Regions from separate parts of the Homo sapiens genome. Here regions 1, 2 and 4 are each linked to region 3. The links are chromatin loops, found by intact Hi-C in ENCODE. Cell type or tissue: gastrocnemius medialis. All regions are shown on one strand.

Region 1 (2,500 bases), 280 kb before region 3:
AGGTACAAGGAGGGGCCTCTGGCTTTATGAGAGGGAAGGACTTTCTTTTTCTTTTTCTTTTTTTTTTTTTTAATTAGAAAGTAAACTTTAATGTCGAAAATGCAAACGGGGAGGGCAGAAAGATCACACAAAAGGCTGTGATTTCACACTTGGAGAGTTGCACAGCGGCCAGGCAGAGGCGCTCCTCACTTCCCAGATGGGGCGGCAGCCGGGCAGAGGCACTTCTCACTTCCCAGATGGTGGGTGGCGGGGCAGAGCGGCTCCTCACTTCCCAGATGGTGAGTGGCCAGGCAGAGGGGCTCCTCACTTCCCAGATAGGGCGGCAGCCAGGCAGAGGTGCTCCTCACTTCCCAGACGGCGGCGGGGGGGGGCGGGCAGAGGGGCTCCTCATTTCCCAGAAGGTGGGTGGCCGGGCAGAGGGACCCCTCACTTCCCAGATGGGGCGGTGGCCAGGCAGAGGGACTCCTCACTTCCCAGAGGGGGCAAAAGCTGGGCAGAGGCGCTTCTAATTTCCCAGACAGTGGGGCGGCCGGGCAGAGGGACTCCTCACTTCCCAGAGAGTGTGGGGGCCGAGCAGAGGTGCTCCTCACTTCCCAGACAGTGGCAGGGGCTGGGCAGAGGGGCTCCTCATATCCCAGATGGTGCAGCAGCCGGGCAGAGGCGCTCCTCACTATGAGAGGGAAGGACTTTCTAATGGGTGAGCTGAGGATGGATGGATTATTCTGGGAAGGAGGGAGGGAGCATGTTTACACAGAAGCTGGACGGCCCACAATGGGTGTCCTGCACCAGATGCCAGGCCCCACTCAAGACTCAAGATCCTCCTATCTTAAGGAGGTCTGAGTTCCCCCACCCTTCTCAGGCCCTCTGAAGCTAGAAAAGGTACCTAGGGTCATACTAAATAGTGCACATCCAGTCATTCATTTACTCATTCAATCAATCACCGAATTTTGATTGAGCACCTACTATAAGCCAGACTTTGTTCTATATGTTGGGGACACTACTGTAAGGAAGACAGGAGTGTCAGGAAGGATCGCCTGGCAGAAGTGTAGTTGTAATTGGGTGAGCTTGGAAGGAGTGAGGGTTGATCAGATGAAGGGATATGGGTGGGGAGAAGGGCTGTGAAAAGGCAAGAGAAACTCCAAAGGTCTTGGGAAAGGCTAGAGTGGCTGAAGCATTCCTGGTTTGCTCCTCAGAAGAGGGGTCAGATGGTCCTCAAGGAAGAGGACACATCTATTGTACCCTTTGTCCCCAGTGGCCAGGAAAGGCTGGGAATAGAAACTGAATTTATAGCATGCCACATGGGGTCAGGCTTACACAGGCCTTTGGGGTGAGAGTGAGAGTGTTCTCTAATGGAGACTCTGGCTCTTGTAACTCATCTTTTTGCCATCTTCCCCTTGCCTGCTTGGTAGCTCAGTACTGAATACGCAGTTCACCTCTGTGAGCTACACCAGAGGACTCAGCAGCATGCATCGAGCTGTCAAATCTCCATCCTATTTCTCCTCTCCTCTCTTTGTCTGGATTTCCTAACTTAGGGCATTTAAAGTCATTTTGTATGAGACAACTTTTATAAGCTACTTATAAAGTGGAACATGGTTAATTAATCAGAATAAAGAAAAGGCTATTGAGGTAGGTAAAGGAGCAGGGGCTGGGTTAGAGGTCAGAATGAAGGGGCGAGATGAAGGAATGCAGACATTTAACATATGGCTTACTTTCTGCTCTAGTGCTGTACTTGAGGGCAGGGCAGGGTTCTGCTCTTCCCATGTGTGGGGCACCTCACACTGAGAGGCTGGGCTGTATCAAAAGTAGAGCCCAACTGGGAGGGACTCAAGGTGAGTTTTCCAGGCCATCCAGGTGACCACTGACCTCTTCTCCCCTGTTCTGAGGCCCCATGGGGCTGCACGTCTTTATTTCCAGCAAAGTGACCCCAGAGATTGTTTTCGCCCCTGGTGAGAGCAGGAATACACTAACTGCCCTCTGAGGCTGGCTGATATTCAGGGGCACTGTCTGGCTGAGCGGACCTGCCTGCAGCCTCAGCAAATGATTTCAAGAAAAAAACCCAACAATAATCACGTCCCCCAAACTCTCCATCCACTGCTCAGAGCTAGTGTGAAAACAGATTGCTCCCCCAGAGTCACCCAGGCCACCGGGGTAGCAGTGAGGGGGTGGAATTCAGTCGAGGGCAGAACTGTTTCCAGGAGTGGGGGGCTGGGAGCTGGGCGCCTTGTCTGCAGGGCCGGGGGCCATCAGCTGGGATGAGCTGCATGGTGTGTGACAGCAGCAGGCTAATGGGTAACCTCAGCCCTGGGTTCAAATCCCAGCAGCTCTTTGGTTCAGTGCTGGTGACTTGGGCAAATCATTTCCCTTCTCAGAGCCACAGTGTTCACCTCTGTGAAATGGGAATAAATGTGCACCAGCACACAGCAGTCCCTCAAGAAACCTCCCTCCCCTCCTGCCTTTCTGGGGACCAGAGATGGGGATGTGTGTGCTGAGGTTGTCCAGA
Region 2 (2,500 bases), 180 kb before region 3:
TTGGGAAAATAGCCACTGAGAATTTTCTCTCCAGCCTAAATGCATACATGCTCCATTCTTTTTTCTCTCCCCTTCAGCCTATAACACTATGGACTCATTTAATGAATATCCACTGGCCCTTAATAATGACAATAGCATTGATGATACTGCTACTCAGCCACTACTTGTGGAGTGTCCAGAACATACCAGGCACCGGGCTAAGAAAGCCTTGAGGTGGAGTAAACTCACTGAATCCGTGCAACCCCACTGGAGAAGGAAGCTTGTCATCCCCATCTGATACATGGGGAGGTGACTGAGCCCAGAGCCTTGCACATGCACAGTCTCGCACCAGGCAGTGACAGCTCCAGGATGTGAACTGGGTGTCACGTCCTGGGCCTGTGCTTGGCTCTAGGCACTGTGCCGGGCACAGCAGGTAGGAAGACAGACACAGAGCTTGCTTTCCCTGTCGTTGAGGGAGCGATGGCTGCAGATAGGATGACCTCACACAGTGTGGGAAATGGCAGTAGACAGACGGGGGATTGGGCAGCCTGTGCAGGTTGCAGGGAGGAGCACATTTCACCTTTGCCAGTGAGGCATTCCAGGTAGCAGGCACAGCAAGAATGAAGGTAGGGTGGGGTTGGGGTGGGGAGGGCTTGAAACCTCACAGCAAAAAGATTTGCATTTAGTCTGTGGACCAGAAACCCTCAAACTCCAGTAATGATGTTTGCCAGTCTGCAAGTTCTAGCATATACTTTGCATCTGTCCTGAAATCACCTCCCTTTTAGAAACATATGTATCTCTCTACTTAGTGTTATCTTAAGCATTCATAGTCACAATATCATGGATTTGCCTTGCCAGTTGTATTTTTCCCCTAACACATCAAAGTAAGTGCACAGGTATTAAACTAGAGAGGATGTGCTTGCCCCCCTCCAAAATGCGGACTCGCGTCTGCCTTTGGAAACCAGGACCGTGGGTTTAGGCAGCTTGGAGGCTTGATCCGATCTGGACTACAGAAGGATTTCTCGGAGGTTAGAAGGGATAGGGGAGGCATTCCTGGGAATCTGCCCTTGTCCCATGACAAAGGTCTGGGGGTGCCAGCATGCCCCCAAGCTGAGAGTGCCACTCTTGCCCCAGCAAAACCCCTCCTTGGCCTCAGCTCTCTGGCTTCACCTGAGCCCACTCCTGATCCGCTTTCTCCCAGCCAAGCGCCGCTGCGGCCGTGCTGACCTCAATGACTAACACACATTCCTGGCCTAGTTACAGAGCCCCTCGCCTCGCGTATTTATAGCCACCTCCCAACTCCACTCATGCCTCTGAGGGAGGCCTGGCCCTTCTTTGAAAGCTCCTTTCACTACCCCTGCCCTGCCCCGGGCCCCGCTTTCACCGGCAGGTGCTGTCAGTCTCCCCTCTGTCGGGGACAGGTGTGGGGCAGGGATTTTGTTCTGTGTGGCCATGGGAAAGTGGCTTCCCCTCCCTGGACCTCATCTGTAAAGTAAGAGCCATCATACTCTCCGGCCAGGCTGGGCTGTGGTGAAGATAAACTGAGATATTCATTCTGAGATCATGAGTAATAACTAATGTTCATGGAACACCAACTGTGCACTAGGCCCTGTCTAAACACTTGGCACATTATGAACTCATTTAATTCTTACAACAACCCCACAAGGGACATACTGGTATCATCATGCCAATTTTGTAGAGGAGGAAACTGAGGAACAGAAAAGTTAGGCAGCTTGCCCAAGGTCAAACACCTAGCTGGGATTCAAACCAGACTCCAGAATCTGTACTCCGGGCACTGTGCTGAACTTGACACACAGAGTGGTCCTCAGCCATACTGTGGATTTGCCCTGTTTGTTTCCTGCCTTTGGGGTCCCCTGAATTAGCTAAGCACATCACTCACCGTCTGCAATAAAGTGGCCGAGGCGGGAGTGAATAATGAAGGTGCAATGTGCAATGTCCGGGCCTTTCAAGGGGCTATTGAGGACTTGGCTAATGAGGGAACAGAGCAAGAAAGAGAGAAGAGTCACAGCTGGGACTCCTGTCAAGGTGCCCAGCTTTACAGAGAGGTATGCTGACGCATGGCAGCATGGCAGGGCAGGCTGGCATCTGATGGTACGTGAGAGGCGTTGGAGTTCTAGGAGTGGAGAACTCAGTTCCTGTGTCCCCTGCCCCTACCCCACCTCTGACATCTCTCACCCTTGATCTCAAAGGAGGAAAGCTTCCAATGAATGTTTTGATAGAAAGGTTTTAGGAACTTAAGCCACCTCGTCCCATGAATGTTATAGTTCCAAAAGAAGATTCCAAGAGGGACAAGAGAACAAATATTGTTTGGGTGTTTACTGTATGTGTGGCACTGAGCCAGGCACTCAGCAGTCACTTGTTCATTCAACAAACATTGGCTCAGAACTCACTCCACTCTCTGTGCCAGCACTGATGCTGCCTGCCTTGCATGTGGAGACTTCTGGACCAGGATACCTGCCTAGCAAGTGGCAGGACTGGGATCGAATGCAGGGGTTTTTCT
Region 3 (2,500 bases):
TGGCAGCACCTTGTGGGTTATGAACCTCCAGGATGTGGGTTCCCGGCCTCCCCAGGGCAACACTGGGTAGACCTTATGCCTGCTTCCCTGTCCTCCCAACTAGCCTGCAAGTTTATGAGGACAGCATTAGGCCTGGTTCACAGCGATATGCCCAGGAGCAGTCACTGACCCCAGGACATGTGGTGGGGGACAGAATGAGCCAGGAGCAGAGGAAAATGGGAGCCCACACCCGCCAGACACTGTGCACTCACTGGGGGATTCCTATGTGGGTGGGTGGGTGGGTGACTGGGCCTTACTCACTGGCAGCCCTGGATCCTGCAACAGGCTCTTCTGCTTCCAGTCACCTGTCATTGTGTGCCTACAAACTTACATCAGGGGCTGGGGCCTGGGGGCAGATAGAAGATGTATGAATGTCCATTTTCTTCCAGACAGGATTGATAGGCACATTAAATGAGATAATGCAGGAAGGCCTGCCTGACACACTGTATCGCAAAACACAAAAGTGTGAAGTCATTCCACAACCAACAACCTGTGGATCTAAGGCTTGACAATCACACTTTTTGGGGGCTGGGGAAATATGTTTCTGATGACACAGTTGAAAGAAACAGTATCTGGTATTTTTAAAGTCATGGATATTCAACGCACATTTCATAACTCTTATAGTGGAGAATCCAATATGCCATGGCTAAGGGCCTCCTGCTTCCATTGGCCAACCTGTGAAATGGGTACAATCTACTCTTTTCCCTAGCAGATATGTGAGTGCCTCCTATGTGACAGGCCTGCTCTGGTGTGGGAGCACTGCAAGGAACAAAAAAGACAAAACCCCCTGCCCTCACAGGCTTCCATTCCAGTTAGGTGGACAGGATTAACTCCCAGTAAAGTACACAGCAAAGCTTGATGCTTCCTTCATTTGACTGTGGCTCCTTTGCTATTTTTAAAACAAATGGCGTAACAAACGCCTGATTCTGCTTCTTGCTGTTTCTTTGCGGTGATATGTTCCAGAGATAGAACCATTCTAGCAATAGAGATATGAGCCTACTTCATTTCTTTGTTTCTGTTATGTGGAATCAGCTCCCTCTTGTGGGGCAATCACTAGAATGCAAACTCCACGAGGACAGGAACTTGGTTTATTTTGGTTATGGTTATATCCCCAGAGCCTGGCACACTGCCTGGCACATAGTAGGAAGCCAATAGATGATTATTAGGTGAACAAATACATCTAGGTCATTCCAATGCCTTGATATCAAATGATGTTCAGTGATCATCTCTGCATAAGCCTCTCTGGGCGTGGGACCATGTCTCTGTTGCAGGCACCATGCAGTGGGCTTACCAGGCCAGAGCACCTGTGTCTTTATTTATAACTTTTTATTTGGAAGTAAAGGTTCACAGGAAGTTGCAAGGAAATGTACAGGGAAGACACATGCACTCCTTCCCCTAGCCTCCCCCAAAGTTAACATTTGCATAAATAAAGTATAATACCAAAACCAAGAAATGGGCATTGTTACAATCCACAGAGCTTCTTCAGATTTCACTAGTCATACAGGCACCCATCTTTGTATGTGTCTGTGTGTGTGCACAAGTGCATATGTAGCTCCATGCAATTTTATCACATTACCTTTGCATAACCACCACCACTATCAAGGTACTCAACTGGACCATCACCACAAGACTCCTTCGTACTACCCCTTTACAGCCGAATGGCTCTCTCCCCCATCCCTAACCTTTGACAACCAGCAGACTGTTCTCATCTCAGTAATTAGGTCATTTCACTAATGTTACATAAATGACATCATGCAGTATGTAACTTTTTAGGACTGGCATTTTGCACTCCTCGAGGTTCATTCAGGTTGTTGTGTGTATCAATAGTTTGTTCCTTCTTATTGCTGAGTACTGTTCCACGGGGTGGATGGACCACAGCTGTTTAACACATGAATGTATTTTTAATTCAAGTAGGTGCTGCTGAATTGCCCTCAATGGGCTGTGGCATGAAAACTCTGACCAGCAGAGTATATGGCACCTATTTCTTCTCCATTCTCACCAATACTTGATAGCATCACATTTTTCAATTTCTGTCAGTCTGATGAGTGAAAATTGATCACTCATTGTTTGGGGATATACATTTTCCTGATTCTACCAATAAAACACTTCTGGAAAACTCTTTGCACATTAAGGGGATCTTGGGCATTACAAAGACTTAAGTAGGGATGTCTGCCTGCCCCCTTCCCCCCTCCCTCTCTGCTGACAGCCCTAGAGGTCAATGCTGATTTTGGCAGCTGTGCAAACTGAAGGTCTCTATGGCCCTAATTAATGGCTGGCCTGTATGCAAGCCATTTCCAGTGTGATGTTGTGGCTGCTTGTGATTAAAAGGGGAAGTCTATGTCCCCACTCTTTGAATTTTGGGTGACCCTGTGACTTGCTTTGGCCAACAGTGTCACTAGAAATGACACTGCTGTATGAGTCTGTTTTCATGCTGCCGATAAACATATACCCAAGACTGGGC
Region 4 (2,500 bases), 350 kb before region 3:
TCCCCCCAGGCCCAATGGCCACCAGCTCCCTGCCTTCTGGTAAATTCAGCTGCATCTCACCATCTTCCCCTCTCCCCTCCAGCCCCCGAGGAGGGGGTCTCTCCTGGCTGAGGCCAAGACCATTCCCACCGCCTCCGGCATGGGCTCCTACCTCCTCCCCCCACTGCCTCCTCCCCCTCGGGCTTTCTATCCTACAAACAGTGCCCGTCCCCCACCCCCCCAATGTCTCCTCCCCTCTTATCCCGCCTTACCTTAAAAAATTATTGTGCGTATCTATGACTCAAAAATTAATACATTTCAAGGTAGGAAATATGGCAAATGAGGAATAGCAAAAGCAACTAAAACTGTCAAGGACCTCACCACTTTTAGGTCACCACTGTCCAGGTTCTGGGAGGGACCCTTTCAGACCTGTCTCTTTGGCTGAGAGGAGCTGGTTCTTCTGTCCCCATCCTTCCTCACACCCCCACGTATCTTGTCCACAGCAGCCAGACTTTGGCCCCTCCACGTTCCCAGAATGCCCTCCGCCCACGTCACCAGCACCTTCTGTGCCACGAGTTGCAGGACCTCTTCTCGGCCAGATGTCACTGACCTCGCCCCTGCACTCCCACTTGTAATCCTGACCCCACTCTCCTGGTCGTCGTCCTCCCTTCCTTTTAAATCTGTGTTCCTGCCTCAGCCCCATTCTCCTCCTCGTCCTGTGGCTTTAGTTACATCCGTCTAGTGGCCTGTGGAACACCTCCTCCAGGAAGCCCCCAGACCCTGTAAGCTCAACAGCCCAAACCCGATGCTCTTCCCACCTCTGTTCTCTCCCAAAGCCCCATATACCTGCATCCCTTCCACTCATCACCTCCCAGGTTTCATCACAGCCCCTGCTCCTGGCTTTCTCTCTCACCTCCTCCTTGCCTCAGCCTCGCTCCCCTTGCCCCCGTCCTCCCCACCCCGGGCTTTCTCTAATTCCATATACCTCAGGGTCAAGTGTGCCCGTCTTCTTATCAATGCTGCATGGCCTCGCCACCAACTCAATCAAAGACCTCAGGCAAACTGATAGTGGTCTCAGAATCTCAGTTTCCCTATCTGGCATCAAGACCTTCTGGTTTCCAAGTTGCTGGGGCCGCAGGAGTGTTCCTCAAGCTGCCACTAGAGGGAGTGTCTCATCCACAGGCCAGGAAAGAGGGCCCTTCTGAGCAAAAGGAAGCCCCCAGCCACCCTCCCAAGGCTCCGATTCTCAGGGCTGGGGTAGCCGGAGCTGCCACCTATATTCCCCCAGCGCAGGAAGCAACAGAGGGGAGCAGTGTTCCAGCGCCACACAGCTCTTGGGGCAGTGCTGCACTCTGGGCCTCTGGGGGCTCCTGTGGGCATGGGCTTGTCTGCCCAGGTGGCTACTGGGAGTGTTGGGCCTTGGGGATCCCCTGGGGCTAAGGGAGACCCATTCTTGCCTCCCTGGCCAGGCTGGTCAGCCCCTGTGGGGAGTATCAGGAGACTGCAAGAACAATGGCAGGTCCCTGGCCAGTCCATCCTCTGAGCCTCAGTTTCTGCCTCTGTAAAATGAGGATCATCACAGTTCCCACCTCATGGAGCTGCATGAAGAAGCAGTCAGTCTGCAGACATCTGGGGCCTGCCTGCCAGGCTCAGTGCATAGGGCTGCTCCAGACCCAGTCGTGGTATCTGGCCAGACTCCTCTGTGACCTTCCCAGTGAGCAAGATCCCCGACTCCCTCCAGTTATCCCCACCTAGCACCTCCTAAGGCACTCCACACTCCAGTCCAGAGCCAGGGCCCCAGGGCCCCCACTGGCTCTTTGTCCTCACCTGGATGCCTGATCCCCCTTGGGCCCTGGCCTGCCCCTCCCTGCCTCCCTCTGCCCTCGTGGTGGCCAAGGGCCCTGCCTTCTCTTGAGGATTCCCTCTCCTGCCTCCTGCAGTGAGGGCCAGGCTGTGAGCCTGACAGCTCCCATTTGCTGGGTGACCTTGAACAAGTCACGCCACCTCTCTGAGCCTCATGTCCTCGACTCCCCTGGGGCCAGTGCCTGCACCTGAGCTCTGTGATGCAGTTCCTGGCCCCCAGCAGGTGCTCCATCGATGGGTGCCTCATCCCCGGCTGTTCTGACAGGGACAACCTGGAGTACCCTAAGGCCCCCGAGCCTCTGTGGGGGGTCTCCGCCCTCCCCCAGGCTTTGGTGTGGTCTCCTGCGGACCCACCTGCGTGATGCAGGCGCCTGTGAAGGCCACAATCACGGCCACCACGTTGACGGTGAGCTGGAACTGCAAGAATTTGGAGATGCTGTCATAGACGTTGCGGCCCCACATCACTGCCTTGACGATGCTGCTGAAATTGTCGTCTGTCAGGATGATGTCTGAGGCCTCCTTGGCCACGTCAGTGCCTGCGATGCCCTGTGGGGACAGGGACAGGAGGCTGGGTGGGGTGGCCGGGGGAGGTGACCACTTCTAGCATCACCATCCTCACTCCCTCCACTTCCTCAGTCCTACACAACTCCCAGTGGGC

What was found. Hi-C counts contacts between places; a loop is a spot of excess contacts. Peaks named below come from ENCODE experiments on the same cell type or tissue, not always from the same donor. Only the 100,000 strongest peaks of a DNase experiment are listed, where the experiment ranks them.
Region 1: it touches region 3 in a loop (4-fold over the local background); 6 of 110 quality-filtered maps call a loop at or near these places.
Region 2: a loop joins it to region 3, with 2.2 times the contacts of the local background. A loop is called at or near these places in 4 of 110 quality-filtered maps.
Region 4: a loop joins it to region 3, with 20 times the contacts of the local background. A loop is called at or near these places in 28 of 110 quality-filtered maps.

The regions. Positions count from the first base shown.
Region 1 is chr3:10,416,708-10,419,207 of GRCh38, forward strand. The region is part of intron 2 of ATP2B2 (ATPase plasma membrane Ca2+ transporting 2); the gene reads right to left. Among named protein-coding and RNA genes, the nearest start is that of MIR885, 23 kb to the left of the region's middle. In gastrocnemius medialis, a CTCF peak has its summit at 1,311; no DNase peak of the experiment used is centred here.
Region 2 is chr3:10,517,430-10,519,929 of GRCh38, forward strand. It overlaps a transcript of ATP2B2 not described here. Among named protein-coding and RNA genes, the nearest start is that of ATP2B2, 13 kb to the left of the region's middle. In gastrocnemius medialis, no CTCF peak of the experiment used is centred here; a DNase peak (open chromatin) is centred at 1,212; H3K27ac peaks cover 2,359 bases.
Region 3 is chr3:10,692,620-10,695,119 of GRCh38, forward strand. It overlaps a transcript of ATP2B2 not described here. Among named protein-coding and RNA genes, the nearest start is that of ATP2B2-IT2, 67 kb to the left of the region's middle. In gastrocnemius medialis, a CTCF peak has its summit at 1,082 (motif pointing left); no DNase peak of the experiment used is centred here; H3K27ac peaks cover 365 bases.
Region 4 is chr3:10,343,188-10,345,687 of GRCh38, forward strand. It overlaps ATP2B2 (ATPase plasma membrane Ca2+ transporting 2), which reads right to left. Exons shown (of 23, transcript NM_001001331.4): 18 at 2,197-2,388. Among named protein-coding and RNA genes, the nearest start is that of MIR378B, 14 kb to the left of the region's middle. In gastrocnemius medialis, CTCF peaks have their summits at 1,137 (motif pointing right) and 1,346; no DNase peak of the experiment used is centred here.